Linked DNA regions of Homo sapiens: region 2 is linked to region 1. The links are chromatin contacts, found by Hi-C or POLR2A ChIA-PET in ENCODE. All regions are on one chromosome and are shown on one strand. Each heading gives the region's core, a stretch centred on a gene start or an enhancer-like site at or near the end of the contact. The rest is flanking DNA. Distances are from core to core; before and after follow the strand shown.

Region 1 (3,022 bases), core at 172-2,671:
GAGGCCTGGACACAAACACAGCAGAGGTGCACTCTCTCACTCCCCCCTCACCTGCAGGACCCACCCCCGCTGCTCCCACGGCAAGAGGGTGGGTGAGAGCTGCTCACCCTCCACTGCTTCAGCCATTCAGCCTGGTGAGGCATGAAGGAGGTGCGCTAAGGAGGCCATCTGGCCACTGGGAATCCTAAGGCCGAGTTACAGACATACCTTCTTCAGGGCTTTCTCCCCTGCGGCTTTGTGTTCCAGGCCCATGTAGAGTCTCCCTAGCTTCAACCACATGGAGGCCACGTTGAGGGAGTACAAAGGATAGTGCTTACTAGAACAAGAGAAGAGACAACAGGCCACCATGTCAGCGGCTACTGAGCCGCCCCACAGGCTGGGTGCAGTAAGCCGGAGGCTGCCATGCTTAGGGCCAACCTCTGCCCACCAGCGGCCTCTCCAAATCCCACCAGGGTTTGGGTGGAGAGCGTGGATGCTGCCACCCTGCCGAATCATTGCAGATGTTGTTCATTATTTGTAGTTTGTGTGTTTCTGAAAAGCTACGTAACAACTGCAGGAGAAATCCTATTCAAAAGCATTTGTAAACACAATCTTCAATCCCAGTCCAGATTTTTATATTTCAGACATACCCAGAGGAAGACCCTGGGAAAACAGCTTGTGAAGTAAATGTCCCATTTATGAAGGCAGCAATTAGGCCTATCACCTTAGGTACTCAGACATACAGCCACCCACCCAACCCCCACCCACCCCAATGTGTCTTAAGACCCCAGCTTTCTGTCACACTATGATATGGGTTGGTTTAGCAAAACAGTTAAGTGCTCTGAAGTCAGAACACTTCCTGTGTCTTCTGGATGTTCTTTCCCCATTGTCCAGCAGGGGCTTTAGATACAGCAAGTGTTCTCTCCGGCTGTACCTGAAGACTGACTGATGGGGTCTGCCTGGGAAACAGCCATTTCCCTAAGAACAGGGCCCAGAGGCAGCTGGTGGGTGAGCCAGTGTGTGTGTTTACATGTGTGTAAGAGGTGTTTATTTAAAGGCTAGGCTGTTCCACCCTGTGTCTCCTGAAAGTCAGTCCAAAAAGACATGTTCTAGCTGTATTCCTGGGTAGGAGGCAGCCCTGGGACCCACGGCCCCACAGAAGACCAGAGCTGGGCTTCCGGGAGGGGCTCACGCAGATAAAGATGGGTCTAGCAGAGCAAGGCCCTGCTGGGAGAACCACAGGGCTGGGATGCTGTCTGTCTGCTCCTCTCTCCCTACAGATCTCACACAGAGAACTGCGCATGAGGCCAGTGCACTTCCTCACACACTCTAGGAGAAAAGGAAGGTTTGAGTTTATCCCCAATTTAACAAATTCTGTTTCCAAGAGCAGATTTTAAGAGCTGGCTTCCTTTGGGCTCCCCCTGCTGGCTAATCAGGGCACAGTGGGGTAAGTAGAGGGTGGAGTGGGCAGTGGACATTCAGACCAGACACAACCTTCACAGACCCTAATCTCGGAAGTGGAAGGAGACTGAGGGCTTCTCAAACTCCTGAGAAACACCTGGGATGCTTCCAGAACACAGATTTCTGGGTCTAATGCCCAGCGACCCTGATTCACTTGGCCCACTTGGTGTTGGACGTACCCTGTAAATGCATAATATCAGTGCCTTTAAAAAGAGCTCCAGTGATCCCATCTAGGCCACCTCAGCCCTGAAGTGTCTAGTCCGAGTCAGAGGACAAAGCCACAACTTCCGTCTGTCACCCACTTTTAGGTTTAGTAACCCTCTCAGGCAGGAAATCTCTCCAGGGCTAATATTCATTATTACTACAAATTAAAAAGCAATTTTTGTTTCTTTTTTCCAAACCTGGGGTGGGGAGATTAGATAACCACGGTCAACCCACTGGTCCCAGAGCTTCCCCATTTGCAAACTGGGGCTGTAATTTGAAAAAGCAAAAGAAGGGGATGGTGTGAGTAATGATGAAAACCAGGGTTTCTGAGACCACCACTTAGTAATTAAACTTGGAAGCAGTGGGTGGGAAAAGAAGCAAACTAGTGGCTTCTCAAAACTAGCCTGAGTTAACTACTATGGATATGGCCCTGGATGGACCTGGGAGGGATCTTGCCCCAGTATCCGCTGCATAACCTCAACCTGTCTCCTTGGGATGATGGTGAGAACAGGCCTGACTCGGGAGCAGTGCCCTGCACCAGCACCTCCAGATGTGGGTGCAGAGAAGAGGCAGCTGCGCTAGGCAAGTCTCAGCAATGGGCAGGAAGATGACACTATCGTATACATTCTAAACAACCAAATTCCACTCCGTGGATGATTAGAACAGCCTCTGCAATCACCTGTAGGGCTTAATGATTTTCTGTCCATATTGCAGGGCTCCTTCCCAGTCCTGCATGTACAAGCAGACACCCATGGCCTGGTACATCATGTGCAACATGTACACGTTACTGTCCTCAAACACAGAGCTCATCTTCTCCTGGCTGAGCTCGCAGATCTCCAGCAGCTCACTAGGGGGTGCTGTGGAGTCAAGGAAAGGGCCACCGGGCCCAAGCTGCCTGGAGGCTTCCCCAGGCTGGGTTCAAGGAGTTATTTCGTCCACTCCACTCTCACCCTTACCCCATGAAAAAGTAACTTACAGAAAGCCAAGCAAAAGTGAAAGGAATTACATTTCTCCAGAAAAAACAAATGAAGAAAACCTGAAGGTCGGAACCGCTCAACTCAAGAATTTTAGCCGCAGGGTCCAGACCCCTAGTTCTGATGTAAACAATGTTGATTAAAATCACGATTCTAATCAAATTCAAATCCTCACCCAAGTTGGAACCCTGAGCACGACTCCCACTGTGGCAAAGTTCTTTCTTATGCTGAGAAACAATGTGCCTTTCTCTCATTTCCTCTCACTGGTTTTAAATTCTACCCTTTAGAGTACAAATCGAATCCCTTTTCAACTCCCAAGAAAATGCTACAATACAATGGTTAAGAATATGGATTCTGATAGAGCTGGGACAAAATCCTAGATCCTATCACCATCAGCTGTGTCC
Region 2 (3,022 bases), core at 367-2,866, 190 kb before region 1:
TTCTGTAGAAACCTCTGCCTGCACGCAGACAGAAACCTACAAATGTCCTTTACCATCTGGTCTAATGTGTATGTCTTGACCGGAGCTTTCCTCTGCAGAAGGTGGGGGCTTTCCTGCCAAGGCTCTGAGATCCGCACCTTCTTGCCTTATCACCTTCTGTTTTTTTTTTTTTCTTTTTTGGAGATGGAGTTTTGCTGTTGTTGCCCAGGCTGGAGTGCAATGACGTGATCTTGGCTCATCGCAACCTCTGTCTCCCGGGTTCAAGTGATTCTCCTGACTCAGCCTCCCCAGTAGCTGGGATTACAGGCATGTGCCACCATGCCCAGCTAATTTTATATTTTTAGTAGAGACAGGGTTTCTCAATATTGGTCAGGCTGGTCTCAAACTACCAACCTCAGGTGATCCCCCCGCGTTGGCCTCCGAAAGTGCTGGGATTACAGGCGTGAGCCACCGCGCCCGGCCCACCTGCTCTCTTTACCACTTCATGACTTTCTTTCCTCTCCTCTGGTTTTCTAATTTTTCCTCTTTTCTGTCTCATCACTTCTTCCACACATCTCAAACCTAAACTAAACCTGGATTTTTCAAACACTGATAATCAGAATGCCTATTCTTCTCTGCTGTGTTTGGGCCAGTCAGTACTTGGATATAATCTTGGGTTCCTTTCATTGCTGTGGTTGTGGTGATCTAAGAACTGTTTTTTTTTCTACCAGAGCTACCTCTCTTTTTCTATTTTTTTTTTCTTTTAACCATCTGGGGACCTTGAGTCCTTACTTAACAGATTCTAAGGGTAGTCAGTCTCCTTGGAGTGTATATTTTATTGGCAATTGAATATATTCAAATGGCATTTTTCCTTTAATTCCTATCTGACCTTTAGAAAATCAGATAGTGACTTTTGGAATGGTATTTGAATTACTGTTGGTATGTGTATACTCTGACTCCAAATTAATGTTAGTCACTTTATTGTCTAAAAACGCTACCCAGGCACCATTAGAAGTGACTCTAGCTTGGCCGGGCGTGGTGGCTCACGCCTGTAATCCCAGCACTTTGGGAGGTGGAAGCAGGCGGATCACCTGAAGTCAGGAGTTCGAGACCAGCCTGGCCAACATGGTGAAAACCCCTGTCTACTAAAAATATAAAAATTAGCTGGGCGTGGTGGTGTGCGCCTGTAATCCCAGCTACCCAGGAGGCTGAGGCAGGAGAATCGCTGGAACCCAGGAGACAGGGGCTGCAGCGAGCTGAAATCATGCCACTGCACTCCAGCCTGGGTGACAGCGCAAGCCTCCGTCTTAAAAAAAAAAAAAAAAAAAAAGTTGACTTTAGCTTGTTCCTTGAGAGTCCCTTAGGCCATGTAAGATGAAACTACTCTGGGCAGATGTGTAACGGGCCAAGTCCATTTTGAATTTTTGCACCTCCTCCTACCATCCCCCATCCTCACCCATGTGGTCTAGTGGAAAGTGCACGCCTGTGGAATTTCAGAAACCTGAGTCCCAAGTCACTAATTAGCTATTTTGGTTTTAGGCAAGTTACTTAGCCACCCATGACTCAGTTTCTTTGTCTTTGTTGACTTAGTTGATCTAGTAGAATATGATTCCTAAGCTTCCCAGCTGAACACCTCTGTACAGATTCATGAATTCTAGAAAACTTTTTGTTTTAACTCTGTGGTTGAATTTGCGGTCAGAGTGAAAGAGGAAACTTCTGTGCTGTTTACTCTTCAGAAGAAACTAGTTGCCAGGTTTGTTTTTGTCCAGGAAAGATTCAAGTAGCAAATTTAAATAGTAAATTTAAACTTTTGTTTTGCTGTGATAAGTCATGTTATTTGAATGATCTTAGCATTCGCAGCTGACCCTTCCCATGAGAAATGGGACTATAACGTATGCAGTATACTTGTTTTTACATTTGTTTACATTACAATTAATTTTGTTTGGATATATTTTCAGAGGTTCACCAGGTTTGTTGGGATCATTTTAGAAAAGTGTCCCGTCAGAGGTTGGAAGTGGTTGGGGTAAGAGGTTTAGTAGAATTTAGCCGAAGTTTTGCTCCACTGTGGAAAAAGATACATATTCTGTTGTACCTCCACTGCCCTCTGCAAAACATTGCCTTCTGTCACAGTGCTGGCACCGACTTCTGAATCTTCGCAGAGATTTAGTGCTGATTCTGTGTAGTTCTTTAAAGTGTTTGTGGGACTGCTATATGTTACATATATACCTCCTTGGCCTCTCCTGAGCTGTGGTTTGCTTCCTTTTGGGAATTGCAACATGATCTCCAGGGTTTTGGGTTTCCTGACACCCTCCATGGCAGATTCCTTTATAGTGTACACTTACTACATTAATTTGTTTTGAAAGTTTCATAACTTATTTTGAAATAATTTGAGACACTTGGGGTGTTTCAAATTCTGGGCTGGAAATCTCTAGAGAACAGGATGTGATAGACAAGAGAGAGAAGAGAAGATTGGGAGGTGGGTGAAGGATTTTGAAATAGGAAGCCATAGCTGATATGTTAGAGATTGCTGGAGAGGAGCATAGTCTGAAAAAATAAATTTCACAGGAGATATGTTGTCTTTCCATTGATCCTATTATATTTTGAATCCTTCTCCACTCGCCCCCTCCCGCCTTTTTTTTAAGAGATAGGGTCTCTCTTTGTTGTCCAGGCTGGAATGCAGTGGCACGATCATAGCCCACTGCAGCCTTGACCTCCTGGGCTCAAGGGATCCTCTTGCCTCAGCCTTCCGAGGAGCTGGGACTACAGGTGTGCAGCATCCTGCCTAGCTAATTTTTACATTTTTGTTAGAGACAGAGTCTTGTTTTTTTGCCCAGGCTGGTCTTGAACTCCTGGACTCAAGCAGTCCTACTGCCTCAGCCTCCCAAGTAGCTGGGATTACAGGCATGAGCCACCACGCCCAGCCCTCTTCACTTTTACTGCCTTGATACGTGCATACTGTTTCCTCTTCTAGGCCCACTTCATATAGAAGTAGTTTCAAAAACTTGTAAATCAGCTTGCAATGAGGAATTGATTTTCTTATAAG

What was found. A loop is a pair of places that touch in the nucleus more often than their neighbours do. ChIA-PET counts read pairs that join two places held with the same protein, here RNA polymerase II (POLR2A). Pooled maps may share reads with other maps.
Region 2: a loop to region 1 is called in a pooled map, with 7 times the contacts of the local background. The contact joins two enhancer-like sites. A Hi-C loop is called at or near these places in 6 of 50 pooled maps. POLR2A ChIA-PET finds 5 or more read pairs at or near these places in 3 of 52 experiments (A549, H1 and activated naive CD8-positive, alpha-beta T cell).

The regions. Positions count from the first base shown.
Region 1 is chr1:214,331,494-214,334,515 of GRCh38, reverse strand. SMYD2 (SET and MYND domain containing 2) reads right to left here. Exons shown (of 12, transcript NM_020197.3): 10 at 2,324-2,498; 11 at 208-316. Among named protein-coding and RNA genes, the nearest start is that of SMYD2, 52 kb to the right of the region's middle. Within about 2 kb of position 1,421, at least 7 of the 41 ENCODE cell types and tissues checked have a DNase peak (open chromatin) inside an H3K27ac peak, as active enhancers do.
Region 2 is chr1:214,524,250-214,527,271 of GRCh38, reverse strand. The region is part of intron 1 of PTPN14 (protein tyrosine phosphatase non-receptor type 14); the gene reads left to right. Among named protein-coding and RNA genes, the nearest start is that of PTPN14, 26 kb to the left of the region's middle. RefSeq lists an enhancer at 761-1,644. Within about 2 kb of position 1,616, at least 3 of the 41 ENCODE cell types and tissues checked have a DNase peak (open chromatin) inside an H3K27ac peak, as active enhancers do.